2 separate regions of the Homo sapiens genome follow, and region 1 is linked to region 2. Evidence: read pairs that join two places in POLR2A ChIA-PET (ENCODE). Cell type or tissue: Panc1. All regions are shown on one strand. Links, peaks and the distances in the headings refer to the core of each region. The heading gives the core; the rest is flanking DNA.

Region 1 (16,559 bases), core at 4,933-12,932, 52 kb after region 2:
CCTATTGTTCAAAGACTGCAGTCTTGCAAGCCTGCTGTAAATCAAACTGCTAACCGACAATCACCCCCCACTTCTTGCTATCTCTTTTGCCTAATAAATGTGAAGGGCTCTAAAGCTCAGGCCCCCTGTTTACCAGAAGCAAGGAGCCCCCTGACCCCTTCTTTCAAATATGCTCTCTTGTCTTTGTCTTTTATTCCCATGTTTGCCCCCTTTGTTCAGTCCCCCAAGGTCTGTGCAGGTGACAAGTGGCGACCCAGAACAGGGACTCCAAGGATGTCGGACACGTGGCATCTGAACACAGGGACTTTGAAGACGTGAATGAAGAAGCTCTGCTGGAGCAGAGGAATTGAAATTGACAAGATGAACGGGGACCCCAGGATGAGTCTGCTGGCAGCAGATAGAAGGTCAGTGCCCTAAAGAGGTACTGGGAACGATATAAGGTCAGTGCTCTAAAGAAGTACTTGGAATGGGAAGTTTTCTGAATCAGGGTAACATGAAGCAGAATTTGTCTATTGAAGAAAAACATCATGTGCAGTTGCTTAAAGTTCTGTTGAGACAGTCTGGAGCTCAGGTTAATTCGCAGGCACTAACTAACCTCCTGCAGAAGCCACAAAAGGTTATTACGCATAACCCATGGTTTCCACAGGCAGGCACTCTTGATGTGGAAAATTGGGATAGACCAGGAGAAGGATTAAAACAGGCTCATCAAAAAGGTCCTAAAGTTGATTCTTCTGTTTTCTCCACTTGGAGTCTAGTTCGTACTGTTCTTCTGCTATCTCCTTATTATTCTGCTGGACAGCAGGCTGAGTCTAAAAAATCTGAAAGAATCTGTTGTCCCACCCACAGCTCCAATTGAAAATAAAAAATGGAGAGGGAGGATAAAAATTGGCCTACACCGCCCCCTCCAGTTGCAGAAACATCTGTACCGCCTCCTTTGGTAGCAGAAATAGTGACCCCAATACAAAGAATTTTATGCTCTGCTGCCATAGCTAAGGGGAGCCCTTAGGACCTTGTACTTTTCCTATTTCTGTAAGTGTAACGAGTGTAGCTAATAATGGGGTACAGAGCCCATTCACTTTAGGATTGGTAGAATCTGCATTTGGTGCTATGTGTCTTCTACCCTTTGATGTAAAACACTTGGCTCAAACTTGCTTGTCTGCTAGTGCATATCTGACGTGGTATTTAAATTGGCAAGAACTGTGTGCAGACCAGGCTAGACAGAACCATATTGCTGGACATGGAGACATTACAGAGGATATGCTATTGGGTAATGGCCCTTATTCAGACCTGGAACGTCAAATGGCACTCCCAGACGCTGCTTATCAGCAGTGTGCACAGGCTGCTAAACACACCTGGGCCACAATTCCTGAAGAGGGAGTCCCAGTACTGTCCTTTTTACATATCATGCAAGGGTCACAGGAACCCTACGCGCAGTTTCTTGCAAGATTACAAGAGGCAGTGAAGCATCAAATTCCTCTTGCCACTGCCACGGAAATGCTAACCTTAACTTTAGCTTTTGAGAATGCAAACGCAGATTGTAAACGTGCACTGGCACCTGTGAGGTGTACAAAAAACTTTTCTCAGAGCTTGTCAGGATGTAGGAACTGAGCTTCATGGGTCTTCAATGTTAGCGCAAGCAATGGCTAATCTAGCAGTTGACAAATCTAAAAGGAGCCAAGGATTAAGCCCTAAAGTAGGAAAATGTTATAATTGTGGAAAAACTGGACATTTTAAAAAGGAATGCTGCCAGATCTCAGGACAGAAAGGATCTTATAATGCAGTACCCCTCCCTCCATAGTGGAAAACATGCCAGGACTCTCCTCGCTGTAACAAAGGAAATCACTGGGGTAATCAGTGCCGCTCAAGATTTCATCAGAATGGCATCCCCCACTGTCGGGAAACGAGAAGGGGGCCTGGACCTGGGTCCCTCAAACAATGAGGGCATTCCCAGTTCAGACCACAACCCCATTTCAGGGGCGGGTCCCAGGAGAAACATTGATTCCCTCATTCCAGGAACACCCAGAAGTGCAGGATTAGATCTCCCAGTCAGAGAACAGGTAATGTTAGTTGGTGGAGACAAACCTATCAAAATTCCCACTGGCATCTGGGGACCTTTACCAGCAGGATACAGGGGACTAATTTTAGGCAAAAGCCACCTTAACTTGCAAAGCATTACTGTAGTCCCAGGAGTTGTTGACTCTGATTATGAAGGAGAAATTCAAGTAGTTTTAATGTCACAAGATCTTTGGGTTTTTGAACTGGGAGAATATATAGCACAATTATTGCTTATTCCCTGCAAATTATACCCTTCTCCACTAAAGGAGAAACAAGGAAATAAAGGGTTTGGGAGCACAACTACACGAGAAATCTATTTATCACAATCTATAGCCTCTAGTAGGCCCACCTGTGTAGTACAAATTAAAGGAAAGAAATTTTATGGGCTTATGGACACAAGAGCTGATGTGTCAGTAATATCCAGTAAGGACTGGCCCCCAGCATGGCCTCTCAGAATAACTGCCACATCCCTAGTGGGAGTAGGAGCAGCTAAAAGTGTTCAACAGAGTGCTGAGATTTTTATCTTGTCTTGGTCTGGATGGACAATCATGTACTTTTCAGCCTTATGTTGAAAATATAGCTATCAATTTATGGCTATAAATTGATAGCCATATCAGTTTATCGAGATTTACAGCATGGGATATGAGACTTACATATGAAAACTTTGATAACCCAGGATTTAAAATGTTGAAGGACATGGGATATCAGAGTGGGAAAGGTTTAGGGAAATCCCTACAAGGAAACCCTAACCCGATATCAGTAACTGGAAAGGCAGGTTAAACCCCGCAGGGAGATTCTTCTTTAGATTCCCCGCGGCAATTAACCAGAGGCAGAAGTTGAGTTCGGCAATGGCATGCCTCCCAGCTACAGCTACAGAAACCTTTGATTTCATTATCCCTCAGACAAAATTTTGCAGTTTTATAAAGTCCATTCTTTCATTCTTCCTGTGATTACTCATCACAAGCTTATTCCAGGTGGCCAGACTTATTTTACTGATGGCTCTTCCAAAGGTCATGCAGCTATTTATGGACCTAAACATACTCAAACAATAATGACCTCTGGGGTTTCAGCTCAACACTCAGAGTTGATTGCAGTCATTCAGGTTTTACAGCTCACAGCTGCAGATCCTATCAACATTGTCTGTGATTCAGCCTATGTTGTGAATGTAACCAGTCGCATAGAAACTGCTACAATTAAAAGTACTCTAGACCCCGAACTGCTTAATTTGTTTCACTTATTCTCATATGCTGCCTGCTACATGCCAAACAGGTGAGACAGCTGGTCATGTACGGCCACATTGTCTGTCATCATTTGCTCATATGGGGATTCCTAAACAATTAAAAACTGACAATGGACCCGCTTATACTAGTCATGCTTTTCAAAATTTCTTACAGCTTTGGGCTATAACCCATAAAACAGGAATTCCTTACATCCCTTGAGGACAAGGCATTATAGAGCGGGTACATCAAACATTACAATGTATGTTGAATAAACAAAAAGGGGGATTAGGAGACCAGTTACCACCTCAAACAAAATTACATTTAGCTTTATTTACTTTAAATTTTTTGATTCCTGGTATGGATGGTAAGACTCCAGCAGAAAGACATTGGCAAGTGTTAGAGGAAAAGAGGAAAGTGTATCCAAAAGTGTTATGGAAATCCCCAGAAGAAGGACAATGGAAAGGTCTGGTGGCTTTACTGACATGGGGAAGAGGGTATGCTTGTGTTTTTACAGGAGATGGACAAACTGTGTGGTTGCCCTCAAGGTGTGTGTGACCATGGAACAGGAGACTGGAGGAACCCAGGGTGGCCAGCCATGGGCCTGGCCCCTCCAGTATAGGCCATGAGCCAGCTGAGCTTGAGTGCGAAGATGCGGAGAAGGCCGACCGGGGTCACGACACAGTCTTAATGTTACATTTGTAAAGAATATCACCACTCAATTTATGGTTTGTGGGTTTTTTTTTTTTTGGTTTTTTGTTTTGTTTTGTTTTGTTTTTTTTGAGGTGGAGCCTTTCTCTGTCACCCAGGCTGCAGTGCAGTGGTGCAATCTTGGCTCACCGCAAACTCTGCCTCCCGGGTTGACACCATTCTCCTGCCTCAGCCTCCCGAGTAGCTGGGACTACAGGCACCTGCCACCATGCCTGGCTAATTCTTTGTATTTTCAGTAGGGATGGGGTTTCACCATGTTGGCCAGGATGGTCTCAATCTCCTGACCTCATGATCTGCCCGCCTCGGCCTCCCAAAGTGCTTGGATTACAGGTGTGAGCCACTGCGCCCAGCACGGTTTGTGTTTTTAATCCTTATGTCTTTCTGGCAGCTAAAAAGCACCAGCTCCAGGTAAACAACACCCAATTGACCTGTAAATCTTGTCAGTTATATCACTGCATTAATCACAGCACATTGCAAACACAGAATACCTCTACTTTGATCATTCTGGGTCGCATCCCTGGACTGTGGATTCCTGTTCATCCATCCAAGCCTTGGGCTGCCACCCCTGCTTTACGCTTTGTGAAACATCTTCTAACTCAGCTTACTCACTGTGTCCGTAGAGCCTTAGGCATGATCATTTTTACTATTGTTTCCTTAGTCACACTGATAACTTCTGTTGTGATGTCCTCTGTAGCTTTGCATAATTCTGCTCAAATGGCTCAGTACACAGAGAACTGGACACAGCCAACCAAGTACAGCCAACCAAGTGTGGCTACTTCAGAATAAAATTAACACTGAGTTACAAACTGAAGTGACAGTGTTGAAATCCCCATGGTTAGGGGAACAAGTGCAAAGGTTACAATTGCAACAGCAATTGTGCTGTCATTTTAATCACACTCATATTTGTGTAGCCAACTTAGATTATAACCAAAGTGAGTATCCGTGGGACCTTGTGAAAGCTCATTTGCAGGGAGCTTTCACATCCAACATCACCTTTGATATTGGTGAATTATAAAACAAAATTCTTGATTTACATAGGCAAACTCAAGAGTTTCAGCCTTCTTTAGAAGACTGGACCGAATTCCAGCAAGGCCTGGAGAGCCTCAACCCTTGGACCTATCTAAGGCCCCACATTAACATCTTATATGTAGTTCTTGGAATAATGTTGTTTTGTCTCTGTCTTCTGTTCATCGTCTGTGAAATCCGTTGGACTGCCAATTGGAAAATGAGAGCTGCCCAGCCTGGCCTTACGTTCTTTCAATTAATTCATAAACAGAATGGGGGAATGTTGGGAGCTGAAAAGGCCAAAGGGATCATGACCAACTCAGCATTCCACTGGAGGCTATGTGATCAAACAGCAAACTGTTTATCATGAATGCAGGATGTGGGCAAACCCACGACTGCGCCTGCTGCCAGGAGGTTTGCCAAGAGCAATCACTCCCTGGCGCCATGCTCATTGAGGTTGTCTACTGGGACATCCAGAGCCTATCGTTTGAAGAATGCAGTCTTGCAAGCCTGCTGTAAATCAAACTGCTGACCAACAATCACCATCACCTCTTCTCACTATCTCTTTTGCCTAATAAATGCGAAGGGCTCTAAAGCTCAGGGCCCTTGTTCACTAGAAGCAAGGAGCCCCCTGACCCCTTCTTTCAAATATGCTCTCTTGTCTTCGTCTTTTATTCCCATGTTTGCCCCCTTTGTTCAGCTCCCCAAGGTCCATGCAGGTTACAAGCCCATCCGGGAATTTGTTCTTGTTGTTCTCATTTTATTTTTTAGTTCTAACATTTCCACTTTATTCTTCCTTATATGTTCTATTTTATTTGCTTCAACTTTCCATCTTGGCTGAGTGTGGTGGTTCACACCTGTAATCCCTGCACTTTGGGAGGATGAGGCAGGCAGATTGCTTGAGACCAAGAGTTTGAGCAACAGCAAAGGTGTGTCTCTAAGCTAAAACACCTACAGCCTCAAAAGCAGAATGTGCATTCTGAAAGGGCCTCTGCAAATCTGAAGTTTGGAAACATAGCTGAGATGGATGGGGTCTGAGGTCCCCAAGGTGGAACTGCCAAAACTCCCAACCACCTTCTTCTCCCTTTGAGCTCCTATGGCTCTCTTCTTTTACTCAATGGAGAAAACCTTCTGGATTTGAAGTATCAAATGTATAAATGTCTGACAGTATCTTGACTGTATATTTTATACCTTAAAGGGTTTAAGAATTCTGGTTAAGGGACAGTCTCTAATGGTGAAATTTCAGACATTCATCAGTAGATGGAGTTGATACATTTGAGCCTTATCACAGTCTTAGGAGGCTCCAGGAATCAGAGACATGGTCTCCACTTAAATGCCCATATCTTCTCCTCAAAGAAGCTTCCAATGGGCTGCCCAGGTTCTGCTTGAATATCTCCACTGACAGGGAAGCCACTACCTCCAGGAGTAGAAGCTTTCACCTTTGGATAGTCTGTGTATTGAGTGAAAAGGCCTGCGGGAATGGGGATTAGACCAGCTCTTGTGCTTGTGGGTGGAAGTGAGTACATGAGGCCAACTCTGAAGGTCCTAAATTTGATGGGCAGCAGGAGGGGGAGGGGAGATGCCTTGCTGTGTCAGTATCATCAGGGTGTGGCTGGGACTGTCTAGTACTGCACAAAACATAAGGCTTGGGTGAAACTGTAGCCAAAACTCTTATAAATTCTATGGTGGACATTTGGTGACATTTGTCTTTTCCGGTAATAGCACTTTGGTTTTCATTTGGGGAAGCACTCCTTCTCCACTCTTGGCCATGATGTTCAAGTGGAACTAATGCAACACTCAGCTCCAGGAGTGGTCATGTGACTCAAGCCCTTAAATACAGTGACTGATTTAGGAATGGACATGTCTTAGTCCATTCTGGCTGCTGTAACAAAATACCATACCTTGGGTGATTCATAAACAACAGAAATTTACTTCTCAGAGTTCTGGAGGCTGGGAAGTCCAAGATCAAGGCAGATTTCATGTCTGGTGAGAGCAAGCTTTCTGGCTCATAGATGGTGCCTTCTTGCTGCATCCCCACATATGAAAGGAGTGAGAGGTCTCTCTTGGGCTTCTTTTTATAAAAGAACTAATCCTGCTGGGCGCAGTGGCTCACGCCTGTAATCCCAGCACTTTGGGAGGCTGAGGTGGGCAGATCACCTGAGGTTGGGAATTCAAGACCAGCCTGACCAACATGGAGAAACTCAGTCTACTAAAAATACAAAATTAGCCGAGGTGGTGGCGCATGCCCGTGATCCCAGCTACTTGGGAGGCTGAGGCAGGAGAATCGCTTGAACCCACGAGGCGGAGGTTATGGAGAGCCAAGATCGCACCATTGCACTCCAGCCTGGGCAACAAGGGCGAAACTCCGTCTCAAAAAAAAAAAAGAGCTCATCCTATTCATCAGGACTCTACCCTCATGACCTAATTACCTCCCAAAGTCTCTATCTCTTAATACCATCACCTTGTGGGTTAGAAATTTCAACATATGAATTTGGGGAGTGGGACACAAACATTCCAACTATAACTGGCTCCACAGTACAGAGCAAACAGCAGAGCTACTGGGGCCAGACAGAGTGCCACTATGGTTGGGTTCTGCTGAGGGTTCTCTTCCTGGCTTACAGACAGCTGTCTTCTTGCTGTATCCTCACATGTGAGAGATAAAGAATGGGAAGAGCTAGAGAAAAACGAGAGGGAGAGTGCACGCTCTTTGCTGTCTCTTTTCTCTAATCCCATCATGAGGGCCCTACCCTCATGATTTCTTTTTTTTTTTTTTTTTTTTGAGATGGAGTTTCATTCTTGTTGCCCAGGCTAGAGTGCAATGGTGCGATCTTGGCTCACTGCAACCTCCGCCTCCCAGTTTCAAGCGATTCTCCCACCTCAGCCTCTGAGTAGCTGGGACCACAGGCATGTGCCACCATGCCCGGCTAATTTTGTATTCCCAGTAGAGACGGGGTTTCTCCATGTTGGTCAGGCTGGTCTGGAGCTCCTGACCTCGGGTGATCCTCCCATCTCCGCCTCCCAAAGTGCTGGGATCACAGGAGTGAGCCACCGTGCCCATTCATGATTTCTAAACCTCATTACCTCCCTGTTGTGCCAAACCCTTACTGACTCCAATGGGGATGGCATCAGGTTCAAGAGGCCAAAGAAGAGACCTAGAGCCAGCAAATGAGACATGAGGTTTTATTTGGGGCTTACATACAGGAGAGAGAGTCCAGTGGTGGTGGGCTGGATAGGAGAACTGCGGTACATACAGTCCAGTGGTGGCAGGCTGGATGGGATAACCACATGGCTCAGTGGTGGTGGCCTGGGCAGAAGAACCACAACTGCTTGTAAAAGACATGCAGTTTATATAGCATTTTCACTTAGCACCCTCCCCCAACAGTCTCCACCTAGCAACTTCACCTGACCTAAAACAAAAGGTCTCGATCCCCTGTATGGCCCGCATTCCACAGGATGGGCCATAGGTTCCTCATAGACTCAGATGTTCCTCATACACAAGGAAGGAATCTCCAAGTTGGCTACTCCCAGATTTCCTAGCTTGGAACCCACATTAAGGTGCGTCTGCCATACAGAGTCATTCTCAGGGTATACTTAATTTATTGCTATTAGGTGCATTTATCATGCACTCCCAAAGGCCCTATCTCCAAATACCAGTACCTTGGAGGTTAGGGTTTTAGCATATGAATTTAGGGGCAACATAGTTCAGTTCATAGCAAAAAGTTAATCCCCAATTCTTCTGGGTGTAGTTACTAATTAAAAGAGAACCCTGATTATAGTAGAGCCAGCAGTGTCAGAATCTAGATGACCCTTAAGCTTTCCACTTTATGGGCCAATAAATTCTTTTTGCTCGTCTAAATTGAATTTTCTGCCACTTGCAACTAAAAGATTCTTGAGTAATATGATCCACAAACTCGCAGATCACTTGATCTCCAAAGGCTGTACTTGCTGGGTAATCAGTTGCTTTGGGTGTGTGTGTAATGACTGCAGGAGGTTCTTACACTTAAGCCTTCATCAGAATCACCTGCAGAACTTGGTAGAGCCCAGATTGCTGTGCTTCAACCCCAGTTCCTCATTCTGTAGGTCTAAGGTGCAACTTGAGAATTTCCATTTCTAACAAGTTCTGAAATGATGCTGATGCTGTTAGTCTGGGAATCCCACTTTGAAAAATGGTGAAATGGAAGCCCTTGCCTCCTGAAATGAGGACACCTGGAATCTTTGTGGCCCAAGATTGAGACAAGGGGTAGGATGAAACTTTTCTTTAGTGGGAAAGAACCATTTTGGTATGTCCTGGGAGTCCTCAGGAAGTTCAGTCCTTACTCTTAGCTCCCAAAGGGGAGGTATTACAGTTCCAGAAGAGATTTTCTTAGAGATCCTTTAAAAATGTCTGCTGTGCCTCCCTACAGGGCTTTTCTATTGCACTCAGAAAAAATTCAGGTGCCTTACAAGGCATTTCATGATCTGGCTTTGCCGGGGAAAGTGGAAGGGATCAGAATCCTTCATTCCCTTGACTCTTCTCTCATGTTCTATGTCAGTAGCTACAGGGCTTATACATGCTGGAATTTCCTGGGCCACTCTGACAGCAAGGAGCATTTTTCAGGCTATGAGATGTAGCAAAATTAATCTTCAAAATAACAAAAAACACACCAGCTCTTCTCCTCAGCTCTCTAAATGTCTAGGAAATTCTTATTCTGTGTTGGTCTAAGCTAAACTATATCTCTCAGATGCTTTGGAGCCCAAAAATAGTTCTTAGACTCCCAAGTATGTACTCAGATATTTGGATTGGGAATTGTGATCAGTAGATCATAGTGGCTACAAATAATGACCCATGGCTTTAGGAGGATTCACCAAGCAGTGTGTACCAAGGGCCAAGACGGGTCTTAATGGCTCCAGGAGATCAGGAAAGTGGCTCTTCACCTTGTAGCAAGGCAACAGGAAGCTAACTCAACCATAAGAAATGCAGTGATATGTGTTTTGCCTAGAGTGGCTTATGTAATCCTTATCCCAACATCACTATTATTACCCCTCTTTTACGGAAGGGAAAGCTGAGGCTTAGTGACATAGAATAACTTGCCTATGGCTACATGTGGTAGCTTGAAAAATGGCCTCTCAAAGGTACCAGGTTCTAATCTCTTACCTTGCATGGAAACGGGGCCTCTGCAGATGTGATTAAGTCAAGGATCTTGAGATGGGAAGGCTGTCATGGATTAGCAGGGTGGGCCTTAAATGCAGTTGCATGTATATAAGAGGAAAGTAGAGGAAGATTTGACCCCACACACACAGAAAAGAAGGTACTGTGACTACAGAGATGAGAGATTTGAAGCTGCCGACCTTGAAGATTGAAGTGCTGTGACCATAAGCCAAGGAATGATAGCAGCCACTAGAAGCTGGAAGAGCCAAGAACAGACTGTCCCCTAGGACCCCCAGAGGGAGCATAGCCCTGGCAACGCCTTGGTTTTGCCCCAGTGATACTGATTTCAGACTTCTGGCCTTCAGAATTGTGAAAGAGTAAATTGTGGAAGAATCCATTTCTTTTGTTTTAAGCCACCTTATCTGTAGTAATTTTGTACAACAGCCTCCGGAAACTAAAACACATACGCCCAGAAATGTGCCCAAGTCTGTCTGGCCCCAGTAGCTCTGCTGTTTGCTCTGTACTGTGGAGCCATGCAGGAGGAAACAAATGCTACCCCCAATGTTCTGCACTAATAGAGATGGAGTGGGCATGGGAACCCACATAGGACCATTATTTGGCTTGTGAACATTGTGTACTTTTTTTTTAATTATGAAGATTTATTTTGCTACATGTGGAGCCTGAAAAATGCCCCTTGGTTCAGGCTTCTGAGTAACCAAGTGTTGACCTAGTGGGCCCATAGTGGCTGGATACTGAGGAGGGGTGATGGGCAGGGACAACTTAGGATGAGGGGTGTGCTACAGATGACCCCCAGATGGGACAATCATGTTGATGTGAAAGTGATATTGTCAGATAGGCTAACAGATTCTAAGTAGTATCAGAAGCTGCCAGGTTAGCTTGCCACTCTGTCATCGATTTAGCTGGTAGGAACACATCGAGCCCATATAGATTAAGATGACTTATTACTTACACAGACAACAATGGTATTGCTCCCCATGGCCCTTGATCACAGGATGACACTGGAACAGAAGGGGCCAAGTGACATGCAACAGAGGTGATGGGTCCCTGATGCTGAGGAGCCAATTATATGCTGCAGCAAAGCAGCTTTACAGCCTGCAGCTGTACCCTGAGGGGAGGAGGGGAAGTGGACAGGCCCGCTTCATCAGAACCAGCAAGGCAGATGAGAAATGGCCATGACAGTCTTCCTGTAGATAGAGAGGTGGGTGAGAGATGGCCTTGTGGCAGCTCCTGGCAAGCTCACCTGACTTCTCATGATCTGGGTGACCATGGGGTATCCCTCCAAGACTTAGGTCAGCAGTGGTTAAGCCTTGCCCTGTAGCCTAGGTAAAAATGTGCAAGGTTGTCAGGGCACCAGCATGGAGGAGTTCCCCTACAAATATGAGCCCTTCAGAGTGAAAAGGCAAGAACTTAGATTTTGCCACTTCTTTGAGTCTTCATTTTTGTATGAAGACTCGTGTGTGTGTGTGTGTGTGTGTGTGTGTGTGTGTGTATAACAGGGTCTTGCTCTGTTGCCAGGTTGGAGTGCAGTGGTGCAATCACAGCTTACTGCAGCCTCAACCTCCCACGCTCAGGTAATCCTCCCACCTCAGCCTCCCAAGTAGCTGGGACTACAGGCGCACACCACCATGCCTGGTGAATTTTTTAATTTTTTTGTAGAGATATCGTCTCACTATGTTGCCTGGGCTGGTCTCAAATTTTCAGGCTCAAGCTATCCTTTCGCCTCAGCCTCCTGAAGTGCTGGGATTACAGCAGTGAGCTACTACACCTGGTCCCATTTTAACCATTTTTAAGTGTAGGTTCAGTGGCATAAAGTACATTCAACATTGTTGTGCAACCATCATCACCATCCATCTCCAGAACTTTTCCCCTTCCCCAGTTGAAACTCTGTACCTTTTAAACAATGACTCCCTGTGCCCTTCCCTTAGCTCCTGGCAACCATCATTCCACTCACTTTCTGTTGCTGAGTACGTTTTTTACTGCAAGCTCAGTACTAACCCCTGCCTCCTTGATATTGCTCTGCTTTGTATATGAGTTGAATCCTTGAAGGTTGAATATGCACATGACACAGTTCATCTACATGCCTTGGTCTCAGCATGTTCTCTTTGACTAGAAGAGTCTTTAACAGCACAGCCATGCCTTCTGTTTCTCTGAATCCCACATTCCGAATGTCCTGCCATGCTGTTGGTATAGACAAGATGTCTGTTCATTGTGAGTTCTTGGTACCTGATGGTGAAGTTGGGTAGGGCACAGACTTTGCTGAATTCCCATGAGGTATCTGAGTCCAAGGCTTTAGAGCAGGTCATACCACAGGGAAGGGACTTTCCCAAGCAAATTGCTGGTTTTCCACCAAATCCATGAGGCCGAGCATGTGGTCAGTTCCCCTGAAACTTTCATCTTGATTGCATTCTAGATGACATGCCCAGCTTGCTTACATTCTCCAGCCATGTCAGGTATGGCCATGTGACTAGGTTTTGACAATGGAACTGGAGCGGAAGTGTCCTGGGACTCAAGCTGAAGACACTGGACCAGTGTCTTCCACTACTTCCTCCTCCTTCTAGCTGGAACTTTGACACAACATCCTAAGTTGGGGATCACAACAATGTGCTAGAGGATTGCAGGGCCACCCTCCTCCCAACCTGGGACTCTGGATGACTTCATGGAACAAGCCTGCCTACTTCCCTGGACTGTTATGTGAGAGGAAGATAATGCTCTGTCTTGTATAAGCCATTTCATTTCGGGGCTAGCCTTTGCCCTAACTATTACAACCACAGAGAAGGCTGAGATAGAACCTGGACCTCCTGACTCCCAGGCCATCCCTACACCATAGTACAAGGGGTATTAGATTGGAGGAGAAAGAGAAGTGAGTGTGGCAAAGCTATCTTCAGTGGCAGCAGGAGAAATGCCTCTGCTCTTGCCTGAAGGTACTTTCTGTCTGGGCCTCAGCCTTAACATCTCACTCCTGGTTGTTTGCAGTGGCTTCCTACTTGGTTTTCCTATTTCCAGCCTTTCTTATGCTGGCTAACCCTCCTTACCATAATCAGAACAGTCTTTCCAATACCTATGTGGTCTCTGGAACAGACATTTCATCCAGTAGCCATTCCTTTCCATTGTTTCCCTTCTTGGAAGAGCCTATCTTCCAAGACAGATGGTGAAATATTAGTAATTTGTTCTCCAGTGTCCCTTGCAGCAAGGATTGGCCATGTAGCCAATGGGACACATTGACATTGTTGTATATGGTAATTTTTATGTTTAATTTTTTAGGTATTTCCAAAGTGGCTCTACCATTTTACATTCCCACTAGTGATGAATGAGGGTTCCAATTTCTCCACATCCTCCCCAACACTTGTTATTGTTTCTCTTTTATTATAGCCATCCTATTAGGTGTCTAGCCAATGAGAACTGTGGGAACGTCTGTCAGAGGACTTTGGGGAAAGATTTTCCTCCTTAACAAAGAGATATATGGAACAAAGACATCACAAGAAAAGAAAACTGCAGACAAATATCCCTTATGAATAAAGATGCAAAGATTCTCAACAAAATAGCAAACTGAATCCAGCAACACAAAAAAAGACTATACACCATGACCAGAAATGCAAGGATGATTTAATATCCAAAAATCAATCCATAAAATACATAACATCAATAGAATAAGGAAAAACCAAACGATCATCTCAACAGACACAGAAAAAGCATTTGACAAAATCTAACACCCTTTCATAATAAAAATGTTCAACAAACTAGGAATAAAAAAGAATTTCCTCAGCCTGATAAAGAACATCTATTAAAAAACCAACAGCTAATATAATATTTAATGATTAATGATTGAGGCCAGGTATGGTGGCTCTCGCCTGTAATCCCAGCACTTTGGGAGGCTGAGGCAGGTGGACTGCTTGATCTCAGGAGTTTGAGACTAGCCTGGGAAACATGGTGAAACCACATCTCTAAAAAACATATAAAAATTAGCCAGGTGTGGTGGTGTGTACCTGCAGTCCCAGCTACTTGGGAGGCTGAGGTGGGAGGGTCATTTAAGTCCAGGAGGCAGAGACTGCAGTGAGCCAATATTGCACCATTGCACTCCAGCCTGGGTGACAGAGTGAGAACCTGTGTCAAAAATAAATAAATAAATAAATAAGTAAATAAAAAAGATTGAATGCTTTGTTCCTAACATCAGGAACTAGACAAGAATGCCCATTATTACTATTTCTATTCAGCATTGTACTGGAGGCTCTGGCCAATGCAATAAGGTAATAAAAGAAGCTAAAAGGCATCCAGATTTAAAAGGGAGAGGTAAAACCATTTCTATATGCATATGACATGATCTTGCATATAGACGATACTAAGGAATACACAAAAAACTATTAGAGCTAATAAACAAGCTCAGCAAAGTTGTAAGATACAATATAAATATACAAAAATATTTGTATACCTATATACCAGCAATGAATAATCTGAACATGAAATTAAAAACCAAATCTCTTTATAATACTATTGAAAATAATAAAATAATTAGATATAAATTTAACAAAAGAAATGCAAGACTTGTACACTGAAAACTACAAAACATTGCTGGAAAACATGAAAATGTATAAATAAATGTAGACATATACTATGTTCATGGATTAGAAGACCTAATATTTTTTAAATGACAACACTCTTCAAACTGATCTAAACATTCAATAAAATCTTTATCAAAATCCGAATGGCATTTTTAGCAGAAATGGAAAAACAAATTCTAAAATGGCAGTAGCTTCTTGTTCAGGGCTCCTTGTTAGTGAGATAATCTTCCTGTCTTCACTGATCCTCCTGACCTTCACCTGATGCTGTCCTATGTGGGAAAATGGAACACTGGAAAGCCAACACATTTTTTTTTCTTTGTCTCTGGACTTCACTATCCTAGTAAGTGAACAAAGTCTTGACTATTAATTTCATTTGGCTTATTGTCCTAACTGACCATCTCAACACCTGTCATCTTGACAATCTTAAATTATTAAATATAACAATCAAAAGACAGATTGGCAGGGTATATATGTTGTTTATGATAAACTCATTTCAAATTCAACAATTTAGGTGGCTGAAAGTAAGCGATATAATAAGATATATTATGCAAATTTTAGTTTAAAAAATAGAAGTGGCTAAATGAATATCAGATACAGTGGACTTCAGAACCATGAAATTTACTAGAGTCAAAGAGGGATATTACATAAGAATAAAAGGATCAATCCACTAGGAAGACAAAACAATATTAAATGTGCAGGCACCAAGCAACAGAGACTTAAATATGTAAAGCCAAAGCTAATAAAACTGAAAGGAGAAATAGACAAGTCCACAATTACAGTCAGGGGCATAAACAACCCAATCTCAACAATCAATTGAACTACTAGGTAGAAAATCAGTGAGGATTTAGAGGATCTGAACAACACCATTAAACAACGGTATCTAATAGGCATGTATAAAATACTCCAACCAACAACACAGAATATAATTAGTTTCAAGAACCCAAGAAGTATATACCAACATAGACATATCCTGGACCATGAAAGAAACCTCAGCAAATTTAAAAGAATTATAATTATAGAGTATGTTCTCTGACAAAAATGGAATAAGCCTACAAATCAATAGCATAAAGGCAGAAAATCTCTAAACATGTGGAAAGTAAACAACATACTTCTAAATAATCTATGGCTCAAAGAAGAAGTTTAAAGGGAAATTTAAAAACTACATAAAACCAAATAAAAGTAAAAATACAAGATATCAAAATATGTGGGATGCAGCAAAAGTAATGCTGAGAGGAAAATTTATAGCACTAAATGCTTAACTAGAAAAGATGAAAGGTCTCAAATTAGCAATTTAAGTTAGTACCTCTAGAAACTAGAAAAACAAGAGCAACATAAATTCAAAACTAGCATAAGGAAAGAAACAGTAAAATTCAGGGCAGATATAAATAAAATCAAAAACAGAAAAACTAGAAAAACTGCAAAAAAGCTGATTTATTAAAAAATAAATAAAATTGATAAGCCTCTAGCAAGATGGAAAACAAAAAGAAGATACAAATCACTAGTACCACAAAGAAACAGGGAATGCCAATATAGATCTTGTAGCCTTTAAAAAGATAATAAGGAAATACTGTAAATACATTGATGCTCATAAATTTGATAACTTAGAAGAAATGAAACAATTCCTAAAAAATAAAAAAAAACTTCCAAAACCCAACCAGGATGAAACAGATAGTTTGGTCAGTCCTAAAATCATTAAAATGGCCAGGCACGGTGGTTCATGCCTGTAATCCCAGCACTTTGGGAGGCTGAGGCTGGTGGATCACCTGAGGTCAGGAGTTTGAGACCAGCCTGGCCAACCTGGTGAAACCCTGTCTCTACTAAAAATTCAAAAATTAGCTGGGCATGGTGGCAGATGCCTGTAATCCC
Region 2 (16,559 bases), core at 3,687-11,686:
TCTTGGTGGCTTCCAGTTTCTGGCAATTGTGAATAAAGCTACTATAAATATTTATGTGCAGGTTTTTGTGTGGACATAAGTTTACAACTCAATTGGGTAAATATCTAGGAGTGCAATTACTGGATCATATGGTGCAAATATGTTTAGTTTTATAAGGAACTGCTGAACTCTTCCAAAGTAGCTGTAGCGTTTTGCATTCTCACCAGCAATGAAAGAGCATTCTGTTGCCAGCATTTGGTGTTGTCAGTTTTGTGGATTTTAGTCACTCTAAAAGATATGTAGTGAAATCTCATTTTAATTTGCAATCTCCTAATGACATATGATGTGGATCTTCATCTCTATGCTTATTTGTCACCTGCATATTTTCTTTAGTGAGGTGTAATTTTCAGACCTTTTGCCCATGTAAAAAATTAGGTTCTTTTCTTATTGTTGAGTTTTAAGTGTTTATAATTTTGAATACCAGTCCTTTATCAGTTAATGTGTTTTGCAAATAACTTCTAATCTTTGGCTTACCTTTTCATTCTCTTAACATTCTTTCACAGAGCAGAAGTTTTTAATTTTAATAAAGTTCAGTTTAAGAATTTTTTGTTCCATGGGTTGTGCTTTTGGTGTTGAATTTAAAAACTCATCGCCAAACCACAAACCACATAGATTGGTTCCTATATTAGCTTCTGTAAGTTTTGTAGTTTTATGTTTCACATTTAAGTCTAAGATCCATTTTGATCTAACTTTTATAAAAGGTGGAAGGACTGTCTGGATTTTCCCATTTGTTAAAAAGATTCTCCTCTTCCCTCTTCCTGCACTGAATTGCCTTTGCTTCTTTGACAAATATAATTTGACTATATTTATGTGGGTGTATTTCTGGGCTCTCTATTCTGTGCTGTTGATCAGTTTGTCTGTTTTTTCACCAATACCACACAGTCTTGCCTAATGTAGATTTATAGTAAGTCATAAAGTCAGGTAGTGTTAATCCTCTGACTTTGTTCCTTTTCAGGATTGTGTTGGTCATTCTAGGTCATTTGACTTCCCATATTAACTTTAGAATCTGTCAATATTCACAAAATAACTTATTCGAATTTTATTGGAATTGTGTTGAATCTATAGATAGGGTTGGGGAGAATTCTCGTCTTAAAATTATTGAGTTTTGCTATTCATGTACATGGAATATCTCTCCATTTATTTATATTTTCTTTGATTTTTGTCATCAGAGTTTTCTGTGTTTCCTTATATTGATCCTGTACATATTTTGTTGGATTTATGCCTAGGTATTTCATTATTTTTGGTGGTAATGTAAATGGCATTATGTTTCTAATTTCAGCTTCCAACTGTTCATTGATGGCATAAAGGAAAGCACTAAACTTTTAAATATTAACTTTATATTCTGTGAACTTCCTATAATCACTTATTAGTTCCAGGAGTCTTTTGTTGTTGAATCTTTGGGATTTTCTATGTTAGACAATCATGCCACACTGTACACAGAAATAAAGACAGCTTTATTTCTTCTTTCCCAATTGGCATGCCTTTTATTCTCTTTTCTTGTCTTATTGCACTAGCAAGAAATTCTAGTGCAATATTAAATAGGAGTGGCGAAAGGGGACATCTTTGCCTTGTTCCCAATATTAGGGGGGAAAACATCCAGTTTCTCATCATTAAGTATGATGTTAGTTGTAGAATTATTGTAACTCCCGTTTGTTAATTTGAGAATGTTTCCTATTACTCCTAGGTCGCTGCGAGTTTTTATTATGAAAGGGTGTTGGATTTTGGCAATGCCTTTTTTGCATCCATTGATATGATCGATCACATGATTTTCTTCTTAAACTTATTGATTTGATGAATTACATTAATTGATTTTTGAATGTTGAACCAGTTGTTCCTGCCTGGAATAAATCCTGCTTGGTCAAATCATGGTGTATAATGATTTTTATACATTGTTGGATTTGATTTGCTAATTTTTTTAAAAAAAAATTGGGGGTACATAGTAGGTATATATATTTATGGGGTACATGTGATATTTTGATTCAGGCATTCAATGTGTAATAATCACATCAGTGTAAGTGGGGTATCCATCACCTCAAGCATTTATCCTTTCTTTGTGTTACAAACAATCCAATTATACTCTTTTAGTTATTTTAAAATGTGCAATAAATTTTGTTGACTGTAGTCACCCTGTTGTGCTATCAAATACTAGATCTTATTCATTCTGTCTAACTATATTTTTGTACCCATTTACCATCCACATTTCCCTCCCTACTCCCCCAACTACCCTTCCCAGCCTCTGGTAAGCACCATTCTACCTTTATCTCCATGAGTTCAATTTTAAAAAACTTTTAGCTCCCCCAAATAAGTGAGAACATGCAAAGTTTGTCTTTCTGTGCCTGGCTTATTTCACTTAACATAATGACCTTCAGTTTCATCCATGTTGTTGCAAATGACAGGATCTCATTCTTTTTTTATGGCTGAATAGTACCCCATTGTGTATATGTACCACATTTTCTTTATTCATTCATCTATTGATGGACACTTACATTGCTTCTAAATGTTGGCTATTGTGAATAGTGCAGCAATAAACATGGGAGTGCAAATATCTCTTTGATATACTGATTTCCCTTCTTCTGGGTATTATCTAGAAATGGGATTGATGGATCATATGGTATCTCTATTTTTAGTTTTTTGATGAACTTCCAAACTGTTCTCCATAGTGTTTGTACCAATTTACATTCCCACCAACAGTGTATGAGGGTTGCCTTTTCTTTACATCCTCATCAGCATTTGTTATTGCCTGTCTTGGATAAAAGCCATTTTAACTGGGGTGAGATGATATCTCACTGTAGTTTTGATTTGCATTTCTCTGATGATGATAATGATGTTAAGCACCTTTTCCTACGCCTGTTTGCCATTTGTATGTCTTCTTTTGAGAAATGTCTATTCAGATGTTTTGCCCATTTTAAACTCAGATTATTAGATTTTTTTTCCTATTGAGTTGTTTGAGCTCCTTATATATTTTGGTTATTAATCTCCTATCAAATGGATAGTTTGCAGATATTTTCTCCCATTCTGTGGGTTGTCTCTTTACTTTGTTGATTGTTTCTTTTGCTGTGAAGAAGGTTTTTAACTTCATGTGATCCCATTTGTTCATTTTTGCTTTGGCCGACTGTGCTTGTAAGGTATTACTTTGCCCAGTCCAATGTCCAGGAGAGTTTCTCCAATGTTTTCTTTTAGTAGTTTCATCGTTTGTGGTCTTAGATTTCAATCTTTAATCCATTTTAATTTGATTTTTGTATATATTGCAGGAGATAGTCTAGTTTCATGCTTCTGCATATGGATATCCAGTTTCTCCAGCACCATTTATTGAAGAGACTGTCCTTTTCCCAATTTATATTCTTGGCATCTTTGTTTAAATAGATCAGATGGATTCGTTTCTGGGTTCTCTATTCTGTTCCATTAGTCTGTCTGTTTTTATGCCATTAACATACTGTTTTGGTTATTATAGCTCTGTAGTATAATTTGAAGCCAGGTAATGTGATTCCTCAAGTTTTGTTCCTTTTGCTCACAATAGCTTTGGGTATTCTGGGTCTTTTGTGGTTCTATATAAATTATAGAATTTTTTCTATTTCTATTAAGAATGTCACTGGTATTTTGATAGGAATTGCATTGACTCTGTAGATTGCTTTGGATAATATGGACATTTTAACAATATTGATTCTTCCAACCCATGAACATGGAATATCTCTATTTTTTGTGTCTTCCTCAATTTATTTTACCAATGTTTTATAGTTTTCATTGTAGAGATCTTTCACTATTTTGGTTAAGTTTATTGTTCGGTATTTTATTTGTGGCTATTCCCAATGGAATTACTTTCTTGATTTCTTTTTTAGATTGTTCATCCTTGGCATATAGAAATGCTACAGATTTTTGTATGCTGATTTTGTATTCTGCAACTTTAGTGAATTTATCTAACAGTTTTTTGGTGGAGCCTTTAGGTTTTTCCAAATAGAAGATCAGATTGTCTAAAAACAAGGGTAATTTGACTTCTTCTTTCCCAGTTTGGATGCCCTTTCTTTCTTTCTTTCTTTTGTCTGATTGCTCTAGCTAGGACTTCTAGTACTATGTTGAATAATAGTGTACTGGGCATCCTTGGCTTATTCCAGATCGTAAAGGAAAGGATTTTAGTTTTTCTCCATTCAGTATGATAGTAGTGATGGGTCTGTCATATATGTCATATATGGGTTTTATTATATTGCAGTACATTCCTTCTCTACCCAGTTTTTTGAGGGTTTTTATCATGAAGGGATGTTGAATTTTATCAAATGCTTTTTCAGCATCAATTAAAATGATCATGTAGTTTTTGTCCTTCATTCTTGTTGATAAGATGTATCACTGATTGAATTGCATATGTTGAACCATCCTTTTATTCCTGGGATGGATGTCACTTGGTCATAATTAATTATTATTATTATTTTTTGAGACAGACTTTCGCTCTTGTCGCCCAGGCTGGAGTGCAATGGCGCAATCTGCAATGGCTCACTGTGACCTCCGCCTCCCAGGTTCAAGCAATTCTCCTGCCTCAGCCTCCCAAGTAGGTGGGATTGCAGGCCCCCACCACCATGCCCAGGTAATTTTTGTATTTTTAGTAGAGATGAGGTTTCACCATATTACAGGCGTGAGTCACTATGCCCGGCCATGAATGATTTTTTAAATGTGTCTTTGAATTTGGTTTGCTAGTATTTTGTTGAGGATTTTTGCATCAATGATCATCAGGGATCCTGGCCTGTAGTTTTCTTTTTTTGATGTGTCTTTCTCTGGTTTTGGTATCAGAGTAATACTGGCCTTGTAGCATGAGTTTGGAAGTATTCCCTTCTCCTCTATTTTTCAGAATAGTTTGAGTAGGATTGGTATTAGTTCTTCTTTAAATGTTTGGTAAAATTCAGCAGTGCAGCAATTGGGTCCCGGGCTTTTCTTTGCTGTGAGACTTTTTATTATGGCTTTGATCTCATTGCTTGTTATTAGTCTGTTCAGGTTTTGGATTTCTTCATAGTTCAATCTGGGTAGGTTGATTTATCTATTTCTTCTAGATTTTCCAATTTATTGGCATATAGTTGCTCATAGTAGTGTCTAATAATAGTAGTGTCTTTGAATTTCTGCAGTATCAGTTTTAATGTCTCCTTTTCATCTCTGATTTTATTAGTGTCTCCTCTCTTTTTTTTTCTTAGTTGGGCTAAATTTATCAACATTGTTTGTCTTTTCAAAAAAACAAATTTTTGTTTCATTGATCTGTATTTTTTAATTTCAATTTTATTTACTTCTGCTCTGATCTTTATTTCTTCTACTGATTTTGGGTTTTGCTTTTGCTTTTCTAGTTTTTTAAGATGCATCATTAGATTATTTGAAGTTTTTCTACTTTTTTGATGTAGGTGCTTATTGCTGTAAATTTTCCTCTTAGTGCTGCTTTTGTTGTATCCCATAGGGTTTGGTATGTTGTGTTTCCGTATTCATTTATTTCAACAAATTTTTTTCTTTTTTCTTATTTTTTTCTACTTGTAAATTTTTTATACGATAACAAAATGTTTTTCACTTTCCTTCTTAAATTTCTTTATTGACCCACTAGTCATTTAGGAGCATATTGTTTAATTTCCATGTGCTTGGACAGTTTCCAAAATTCCTCTTGTTATTGGATTTCTAGTTTTATTCCACTGTGGTCAGAGAAGATACTTGATAGTATTTCAATTTTTGGGAATTTTTACATACTTGTTCTGGGGCCTAACATATGGTCTATCCTTGAGAATGATCTATGTGCAGAGAAGAATGTGTATTTTGCAGTCATTGGATAAACTGTTCTATAAATATCTTTTAGGTCCATTTGGTCTATAGATGGAATCTATAGTTCAGATTAAGTCCAATGTTTCTTTGTTGATTTTCTGTCTGGATGATCTGTTCAATGCTGCATGTGGGATGCTGAAGTCTCCAGTTATTGTACTGGAGTCTGTCTCTCTAGCTCTAATAATATATACTTTATATATCTGGGTGATCCAGTGTTGAGTGCATATAGGTTTACAATTGTTATATTCTCTTGATGAATTGACCCCTTTATTATATAATGATCTTCTTTGTCTCTTTTTATAGTTTTTGTCTTGAAATATACTGCTCTTTTTTGGTTTCCATTTGCAAGGAATGTCTTTTTCCATCCCTTTATTTTCAGTTTACGTGTGTCTTTAAAGTGTGTTTCTTGTAGGCAAGACATTATTGGGTCTTATTTTTTTAAAATCCATTCAGCCACCCTTCCTTCCTTCCCTTCCTTCCTCCCTCCCTCCCTCCCTCCCTGCCTGCCTGCCTTCTTTCCTTCCTTCCTTCCTTCCTTTCCTTCCTTCCTTTCCTTCCTTCCTTCCTTCCTTCCTTCCTTCCTTCCTTCCTTTCCTTCCTTCCTTCCTTCCTTCCTTCCTTCCTTCCTTCCTTCTTTCCTTTCTTTCTCTTTCTTTCTTTCGATGGAGCCTTTCTCTGTCACCCAGGCTGGAGTGCAGTAGCACAATCTTGGCTCACTGCAACCTCCAGCGCCCAGGTTCAAGCAATCTTCTTGCCTCAGCCTCCCAAGTAGCTGGGACTACAGACGCGCCATGATGCCTGGCTAGTTTTTTGTGTTTTTAGTAGAGAGACGGGGTTTTGCCATGTTGGCAAGGCTGGTCTCAAACTCCTGACCTCAGGTGATCCACCTACCTTGGCCTCCCAAAGTGCTGGGATTACAGGTGTAAGCCACTGTGGCCGGCCTACTTTATGTCTTCTAACTGGAGAGTTTAGTCCATTTGTCTTCAATGTTATTATTGATAAGCACTTACTCTTGCCATTTTGTTATTTGTTTTCTGGTTGTTTTGTAGTCTTCTTTTCCTTCTTTCCTTCCTTTCCATCTTCCTTTTAATGAAGGTGACTTCTCAGGTGGTATGTTTTAATTTCTTGCTATTACTTTTGTGTATCCATTGTATGTTTTTTTATTTGAGGCCACCATAAGGCTTGCAAATAATATCTTGTAACCCATTATTTTAAACTGATGACAACTTAACAATGATTGCATAAGCAAACTAACAAGCAAAGAGATGAATAAAAACTCTACACTTTAACTTCATCCCCTTGCTTTTGACTTTTTGTTGTTTCTATTTATATCTTATTATACTATGTCTTGAAAAGTTGTAGTTATTATTTTTGACAGGGTCATCATTTAGTCTTTCTACTCAAGAGATCAGTAGTTTACACACTACAGTTACAGTGTTATATTCTGTGTCTTTCTGTGTACTTATGATTATCTGTGAATTTTATACTTTCAGATGATTTTTTTTTTTTTTTTGAGACAGGGACTCACTGTCACCCTCGCTGGACTGCAATGGAGTGTGGCTCACTGCAGCCTCAACCTCCCAGGCTCAAGCAATCCTCTCATCCCAGACTTTCAAATAGTTGGGACTTCAGGCACATACCACCATGCCCAGCTAATTTTTACTTTTTGTAGAGATGGGGTTTCATTATGTTACCCAGGCTGGTCTTGAACTCCTGGACACAAGCAATCCCCCAACCTTGGCTTCCCAAAGGGCTGGGATTAAAGGTGTGAGCCCCCAGATGATTTCTTATTGCTCAATAACATCCTTTTTGTTTTTTTAATTGAAGAAATTCCTTTAGCATTTCTTGTAGGACAGATCTGGTGTTGATAAAATCCCTCAGGTTTTGTTTGTCTGGGAAAGTCGTTATTTTTCCTTCATGTTTGAAGGATATTTTCACTGGATAAATTCCAGTATAAAAAGGTTAGTTTTTCTTTAGCCCTTTAAGTATGTCATGCTAGTTTCTCTCCTGGCCTGTAAGGTTTCCACTAAGAAGTCTGTTACCAGATGTATTGGAGCTCCTTTGTATGTTATTTGTTTCTTTGGCTGCTTTTAGGATCCTTTTTTATCTTTGACTTTTGGGAGTCTGATTATTAAATGTCTTGAGGTAGTCTTATTTGGGTTAAATCTGCTTGGTGTTCTATATAACCTTCTTGTATTTGAATATTGATATATCTCTAGGTTTGAGAAGTTCTCTGTTATTATCCTTTTGAATAAACTTTCTACCCTAGTCCCTCTCTCTACTGCCTCTTTATGGCCAGTAACTCTTAGATTTGCCCTTTGGAGGCTATTTTCTAGATCTTGTAAGCATGCTTCATTCTTTCTTATTCTTTTTTCTTTTGTCTCCTGACTGTATTTTAAAATACACTGTCTTCAAGCTCATTAATTCTTTCTTCTGCTTGACAAATTCTGCTGTTAGGAGACTCTGATGCATTCTTCAGTATGTCAGTTGCATTTTTCAGCTCCAGAGTTTCTGCTTGGTTCTGTTTAATTATTTCAACTTCTTTGTTAAATTTATCTGATAGGATTCTGAATTTCTTCTCTGTTATCAACATGATTTTGTTGAGTTTCTTCAAAATGGCTATTTTGAATTATCTATCCAAATATTCATCAATCTCTGTCTGAGATTGGCCCCAGGTGGGTCCATAGATGTCGTCCAGAAGGCAGGGCCTGTAGTTGGGAACCTTAGGAGTCTACCTGATGCTCTATTCTACTGCGGCTGAGCTTGCATCCAAGCCACAAGACAAAGTCCTTTCCACTATTCCCTCCCCTTTCCTCAGGCAGAGGAGTCTCCCCATGGCCACCACTGTCCTAGGCCCGTGGTGAGTACTGCCTGGCTACCACCTATGTTCATTCAAGACCCAAGGGCTCTTCAGTCAGCTTATGGTGAATGCTTGTAGTCCTGATTCTCTCCTTTCAGGGCAGTGGGCTTACCTCTGGCCCAGTACAGGTCCAGAAATGCCATCCAGGAGCCAAGACCTGGAATCGGGGCCCCAGAGTCCCACTTGGTACTCGGTACTCTACCCAACTGTGGCCAAGCTGGTACCCAAGCTGCAAGACAAAGTCCCCTTTACTCTTCCCTCTCCTTTCCTTAGGCAGAAGGGGTCTCTCCCTGAGGCCACCGTAGCTGGGAATGTACTGGGTCACACATGAAGCCAGTGTGGCTCTGAGTCTCACCCAAGGCCTGCGGCCAGTACTACTTGGCTAACACTGCTGATTATTCAAGGCCAAAGGGCCCTTTAGTCAGCAGGTGATGAATTTTGCCAGAACTGGGTCCTTCTGTTCTGGCAGTAGGTTCCTTTCTGGTAAGTTTAGAAATGTCATCCAGAAGCTAGAGCCTGGAACGAGTGCCTCAGACCTCTGCTTAGTGTCCTATTCTACTGTGGCTGAGCTAGTATCCAATTTGCCAAAAAAAAAGCCCTGTTTACTCTTCTCCTCCTCTCCTCAAGCAGAGGGAAAGAGTCTTTCCTGGAGCTGTAAGCTGTGCTGCCTGGAGTTGGGGGAGAGATGACACAAGCACTCCCTTGATCACCCCAGCTGGTGTCTCACTAGGTCACATGCCTCCCAAGTACACTGGCTCCGAACACAGCATAGCACCAGGACTTGCCCAGGAATTGCAGTCCTTCTGGTCCAGACGGCCTTCCAAATTTATTTAGGACCCCAGAGCACTTTAGCCCACTTTGGCGGGGTTTGCCAGAACTCACGTTCTGACTGCTGGGATGGATGATTTGCCCCTGGCTAGGACATGGGCACTCGCGAAGTTCTGCCCCGTTGCTTTCCACTGTGAGAGGGCGGCACTGAGTTCCATTGCAGTGTCCCACAATCACTGTGCTCTCTTCCAGAAGTGCACATATTCTCTCTCCATACCACACTCAGTGCCTCTTTCTTTAATATGATTTTAATATCAAGTACTGTAATCACTTGTCTGATTTTTGGCTCCTATGAAGGTGCTTTTTTGTGTGGATCATTGTGCAATTTGGTGTTCTTGCAGGGTAGACAATTGCTGGAGGCTTCTTTTCAGCCATCTTGCTCCACCTCCTCCTGATTTGCTAGTATTTTATTGAGGAGTTGTACATCTGTGTTCCTGAGAGATTGGTTTTTAATTTTCCTTTATTATAATATCTTAATCTCGTTTCGGTATTAGGGTAGTGCTGGCCTCATAGGATGAGTTAAGAAGTATTCCCTCTGCTTCCGTTTTCTGGAAGAAATTGCAGAGAATTGATACTATTTATTCCTTAAACATTTGGTTTCACCAGTGAAACCAGTGAAACCATCTGGGTCTTGTACTTTCTTTTTTTGGAAGGTTACTAATTATTAATTCAGTATAAAACCAGCCTTGCATTTTAAGAATGAGTGAGAGGCATACAGTTTAATTCCATCACAACTGATCAGAAAACATACTTCACATAACTTCAATTATTTTAAATTTGTTAAAGTTTGTTTTATGTCCCAGGATATGGTCTATCTTGGTAAATGTTCCATGTGCACTTGAAAAAAAAATGTGTATTCTGCTGCTGTTGGATGGAATGTTCTAGAAATGTCACTTAAATGTTGTTGCTCATGTTGTTAATTTCTTCTAATCTTTGATGATTTTTTTTTTTTTGTCTAATGGTTCTATCAGTTAGTGATAGAAGGATGTTGAAGTCCACGCTGTAATTGTGGATTTATCTATTTCTTCTTTCAATTCTGTCAGTTTTCACATTATTTTATAACTTTGTTGTTCAGTGCATACTATTTTAGGGTTGTTGAGTCCTCTTGGCTTGGGGTTTGCTCATTTTCTTAAATCTGAAGATTTACACCTTCCACCAAATTTGGGGAGTTTTCAGCTATGATTTCTTTAAGTATATTTTCAGCACTGCACTCTTTCTCTTGTCCTTATGGAACTTCAATAGCTCTAAAGAGTATTTAGATCTTGGAGTATTTTCCCATAGGTCCTTAAAGTCCTATTCATTTTTAAAAAATCTATTGTCTTTTTTTTCCTCTGTTCAGACTGTGTAACTTTTATTGGTTTGTCTTCAAGTTCAATGTTTCTTTCCTCTGTCATCTCCACTCTGCCATTGTGTCCATCCAATGAGTTTGTTTCTGTTATTGTGTATATATATATATTTTTAAGTTCTAAAACTTCCATCTGGGGCTGGGTGTGGTGGCTCATGCCTGTAATCCCAGCACTTTGGGAGGCTGAGGCGGGCAGATCACTTTAGTCCGTGAGTTTCAGACCAGCCTGGGCAACATGGCGAAACTCCATCTCTATAAAAAATACAAAAAATTAGCTGCGCATGAAGGCATGTGCCTGTAGTCCCAGCTATTCACGATGCTGAGGTGGAAGGATCGCTTGAGCCCAAGAGGTGGAGCTTGCAGGTGAGCTGAGATCACGCCACAGCGCTCCAGCCTGGGTGACAGAGACAAACCCTGTCTCAAAAGAAATAAGTTAATAAATAAAAAATAAAATAGGCTGGGCACAGTGGCTCACACCTGTAATCCCAGCGCTTTGGGAGGCTGAGGCAGGCAGACTGCTTGAGCACAAGAGTTTGAGAGCAGCCTGGGCAATGTAGTGAGACCCTGTCTCTATTTTTTTAAAAATGATTTAAAATAAAATAAATCTTCCATTTGGGGTTTCTTTTTCTTTTTTTTTCTTTTTTTAAGATGGAGTTTCACTCTTTGTTGTCCAGGCTGGAGTGCAATGGCACAATCTTGACTCACCACAACCTCCGCCTCCCGGGTTTAAGCGATTCTCCTGCCTCAGCCTCCCAAGAAGCTGGGATTACAGGTGCACGCCACCACGCCCAGCTAATTTTGTATTTTTAGCACAGACGGGGTTTCTCCATGTTGGTCAGGCTGGTCTCAAACTCCTGACCTCAGGTGATCCGCCCACCTTGGGCTCCCAAAATGCTGGGATTACAGGCATGAGCCACCGCACCCGGCTGGGGTTTCTTTGTATCTTTTATTTATTGAACCTTTGTTTTTTGAGTGTTCATAGTTTCTTGTTAAAAGTGTTTTTGTTTGTTTTTTAATGATAGCTGCTTTAAAAATCCTTGCCAGACAATCCCAACATCAGTACCATCTTGGTATTGGCATCTGTTGATTGCCTGTTCTCATTCTGGTTGACTTTTTCTGTTTTCTGACATGACAAGTAATATTCAATATTATCAGTACTTTGGGTATTATGAAACTCTGATTCCTTTTTATATTTTCTACTTTAGCATGCATTCAACCTGCTTCAATTCAGAATGCACATCATGACTCACTTCTGTGGTCTGTGAGTTTGAATGTCAGTTTGGTTTCAAATTCAGCGTTATCTTGGTCTGCTCTGCCTGTGTGCTACCCAGAGACCAGTGGATACCCAGAAACCCGAGTGGTATTCCACAGCATAGCTCAGTTCTTAAAGCTTTTGCTGTGTTAATTCTGATGAGTTTCACACATAGGCCACTTGGGGATGTGCACAAATTGAAAGACGCTTTTTCCGCAGCTCCCTCCTCTCTGTTATTCTGCCCACACTCTCTGTGAGGGGGTAGGTGCTGCCTCTGTTACTGCAGGACAGGTGGTAGTCAACAGGGCTCTACCCTAGAGTGTCCATAGCATCCCATGGGAAGAAGGAGGAGGGAGGGGGTGTCACCTCTTATCCCATTAGTGCAGGATGGGGCTCATTAATAGAGCTCCACTTGTCTCCAGAATCACTGGTGAGGAAGGGGAGTGTTGCCCCCACATTCGTGCACAGCAGGGATGGTTCACCGAACTCCACACCAGTCTCTGCAGAGCCTGTTGGGGAGAGGAGGGCTGTGGTTTCTTTGATGGTGTTCACCTGGAGTAGAGCAAGTATTGTCAAAAGGGTCATCCTCGGAGGTTGCAGTGAGCCGAGATCGCACCATTGCACTGCAGCCTGGGAGACAGAGCAAGACTCCATCTCAAAAAAAAAAAAAAAAAAAAAGGCCATCCTTCATTACTGTCCTCTTCTAGGTCCTTTGACTAGAGAAAGCATTTTCCTTAGGACTTTTGTTGTCTGTGCTTGTTGGTCATTTCAGATTGTGCCTTCCTCTAGTGCCCAGGTTGAAATACGTGAACACTACGAAAGCCTCTGGGAACTCCCTGCCAGGTCATCCCTTGAGACTTAAGTTTCCTTGCCAGTCTGCCTAGTTTACTTCACCTTTAGAGGTTTCTGATAGTTGCTTTATGTATTTTGTCTAGTTTTTAGTTGTAATTAGCAGAAGGAATAGGGTGGAGTCCACTTACTTTATCTTGTGTGAACATGGAAGCCCCATGTATTTTTTAAATAAACTTTTTGAGGTGTAATTTACATGAAATAAAATGTACCCATTTAAAGTATACATTTCCATGAGATTGACAAATGTGTATATCCATGTAACCCTAACCACAATCAAGATATAGAACACTCCCATTACCCCAAAAGGTTCCCTTTGTCTTCCTTCCTAGTCAGTTTCCTCCATCCTGAGCCTCAGACCTGGCCTGATTTCTGCCAGTGTAAGTTGAACTTGTCTTTTCTAGAGTTCCATATGAAGAAAATCACATAGAACGTAATGTTTGTAAAAGTCTGGGCCGGGCACGGTGGCTCACGCCTGTAATCCCAGCACTTTTGGAGGCCAAGGTGGGTGGATCACAAGGTCAGGAGATCGAGACCATCCTGGCCAACATGGTGAAACTCCATCTCTACTAAAAATACAAAAATTAGCTGGGCATGGTGGCACATGCCTGTAATCCCAGCTACTCAGGAGGCTGAGGCAGGAGAATCGCTTGAACCAGGGAGTCGGAGGTTGCAATGAGCCGAGATCGCGCCACAGCGCTCCAGCCTGGTGACAGAGTGAGCTTCCGTCTCAAAAAAAAAAAAAAGTCTGGTTCCTTTTACTTATTATAATATCTGTGAGATTCATCCATATTGTTGGCATTTCAGTAGTTCATTCCTTTTTATGTTTGTTTTTGCTTTCATTTGAATTGTCACTATCCTATGCTCTTGCCTGACAGACCCTGAGAGCCTACTGACCACAGCAGCTCCTGTTACCACGGCTGCCGTTTCTGCTCTCAATGCTACTGCTCATTGATCCCAGGGAGGAAAATTCTGGTGCATCACTTAGTATTTATTTCAGGTATGGTTAGGACATTTCAGAATAAAGGATGGCTTCTTCTGGATGTATCTGAATTGATCTGCTGTCATATACTTATGAATCACATGCTCAGACCAAAGTACATAAAAAAGTCATTCTCTTTCCAGACAATTTTAGGGGTTTGTAACCTTGGTCTTATATTGCTCCATGGCCTATGAATTAGTAACAGGACTAGTGAAATTCCTAGTAACATAGTCCTGTTACTACAAGATTACCCATATCCTTTGATGATCCATCTACTGCAAACTCATAGAATTTACTGGACAGTCTTCTTCATTTTATGTAAGAATGACCACTGTATCATCATATGTCAATGTCCTGCATAACTGTCACCACCCCTCCATGCCGAATACCTGGTAGCTTGTGATGAGTTGAGAACCTCACTAAACAGTCTTATCCACATCCTCAGGTTCTCTGAGGTTTTCCTTCTGTCCAGTCCATGCACTTGTACCCCTGGTGGTCGAAGTACAGTCACGCACTGCGTATGATGTTCTCATCAGTGGTGGGCTGCATACACAGCAGTGGTCCCATAAAACCATAATGAAGCTCAAAAATTCCTATTGCCAACTGGCATAACGTCATGTAGTGACACATGACCTTTTCTATGTTTAGATCTGTTCAGATACACAAATCCTTACCACTGTATTCCAATTGCCTGTAGTATTCAACAGTCACTGTACAAACCTGCTGTATAGTTTTGTAGCCTAGGAGCTACAGGTTGTACCGTATAGCCTAGGTGTGTGGTAGGTAGGCTATACTATACAGATTTGTGTAAGTATACTCTATGATGTTCACACAATGGTGAAATCTCCTAATGACACATTTCTCAGAATGTCTCCCCATCACTTTGGCCAGCTGACTCAGTTTGTGATGGCAATTGTGAGACCAGTTGAAGGGCGATCTGACCTGTATATTCTCTTGGTTAATTGTATTTACAAATTGGATACATGATTTCTCTGATTGCTCTCTTCACAAACTACATTTGAATATACAAATGAAGTGCTAAGTGGTTTTTATACAGGGAAACAAAGCCAGTTTTGTTTTCTACCAATGCAAGTTTGGATAAATTCTTTTCAAGAAGATGACTAAATATTTCCCATTTAGCAAAGTCCTCAGATAAAGAGATGCCAGGTATTTCTCGTTATGTTGGTTTCTGTATTACTATCTGTTCAGACACAAGCGTCCTTAAAAATGTGCTTAGTTGTAATTTCTTCATAGATTTCAACCAAAACAACATATTGCAAGATTGAATGCAGAAGTAGATGTGAGAACTCATTCTATTAAGCCAAGCGTAAATGTTTAAAAATGTAAAATAATACCACTCTTCTGATATGTTTTGGGAGAAAATATGTTTGTGGAAAATATACCTATCAAAGAAATATCAGAAACCTTCCAAACTGAAGGACATGTGTATCCAGATTAAAATGACCTTCCAAATGCTTAACATAGTAAACAAAAAACAGGAGGAAAAGGAGGGGAGAAAAGAAAAAAAGAAGACTCACACAAGGCCGTGTTACGACATTTCATCATACCATAGATAAATCAGATCCTGAAAGATTTCAGAAAGGAATATGAGATCACACATAAAGGAACAGGAATCAAAATGACATTACCCTTCTCAACAACACTGGAAGCTCCAAGAGAGTGCAGCAATGCTTTCATCCTCAGAGAAAATAATTATCAATACAAAATAATATTCCCAGCTAAGCTATCAATCATGAGGGTAGAAGAAAGGCATTTTTAGCCATTGCGTGGGAGTGCTATAATAATGGTCCCAGTGAACCACACCTCCCTGTATCCGCACCACTTTGCAATGAGAAATTTGCTGTTTCTCCTAGTGAGAGAGGGAGTCTATTTCTTTACCCTTGGGCCTGGGCTGGCCTGGTGACTTGTTTTGACCAATACATGGAAGAAGTGACATTATGTGAGTTCTGCAGCTGAAGCTTTAAGAGGCCTTGAAGTTTCTCCTCACCTTCTTGGAACCTTGAGACCACCATGCTGTGAGAAGCCTGGGCATATCTACTGGAGGCCGAGGGGCCACATGACACGTCTAAAACTCATACGTCAAGATATGGTAATATAATGTGAAATTCCTAGAGCAGCTTAATGCTAGTCTCTATTTGGCTACCTTTTTCTTTAGAATTGCTTATATAGTTAGTGTATGAGATTTTTTGTTATATTTTGCAAATATTTTCTCTCCATTATAGCTCATCATCTTTTAGCTTTGTTTATGGCATGTTTTTATGATAGAGAAGTTTCATTTTTTATTTTTAAGTGGTTACATCTATTAATAATTTCCTTTGTGTCTCTGAGGTTTTGTTGCTTAAGAAGGACTTCTCAAAGATTTAACCTTATTTTTTACTTAAAGAGCAAAAAAAAAAACAAAAAACAAAAAACAAAACACGATCACAATATAAGCCAGTATAAGCAACTGGTTCGTGCAGGATGGTGGTAGTTATCAAAGAGAGCGGGGGGTCTAAAGCTCTAAGGAGTCGTCTGGAGAAAGCCAGGCAGAGACTTGCTGCTTTTCTATTCTACTTCTTTCCCTTCTCATCCAGCTTGAAAGCTGCACCCATCAAGTGCGTCCTGA

The links. Peaks named below come from ENCODE experiments on the same cell type or tissue, not always from the same donor. Only the 100,000 strongest peaks of a DNase experiment are listed, where the experiment ranks them.
Region 1: POLR2A ChIA-PET joins it to region 2 with 15 read pairs; 8 of 35 experiments call an interaction of 5 or more read pairs at or near these places.

Annotation. Positions count from the first base shown.
Region 1 is chr20:1,396,992-1,413,550 of GRCh38, forward strand. It overlaps LOC105372497 (a long non-coding RNA gene), which reads right to left. Exons shown (of 6, transcript XR_937193.3): 4 at 14,121-16,559; 5 at 11,378-11,456; 6 at 8,155-8,292. Among named protein-coding and RNA genes, the nearest start is that of FKBP1A-SDCBP2, 12 kb to the left of the region's middle. In Panc1, for the core only: no CTCF peak of the experiment used is centred there; no DNase peak of the experiment used is centred there; H3K27ac peaks cover 6,227 bases.
Region 2 is chr20:1,345,870-1,362,428 of GRCh38, forward strand. The region is part of intron 2 of FKBP1A-SDCBP2 (FKBP1A-SDCBP2 readthrough (NMD candidate)); the gene reads right to left. All of the region lies in intron 1 of SDCBP2-AS1 (SDCBP2 antisense RNA 1), which reads left to right. Among named protein-coding and RNA genes, the nearest start is that of SDCBP2, 25 kb to the left of the region's middle. In Panc1, for the core only: no CTCF peak of the experiment used is centred there; no DNase peak of the experiment used is centred there.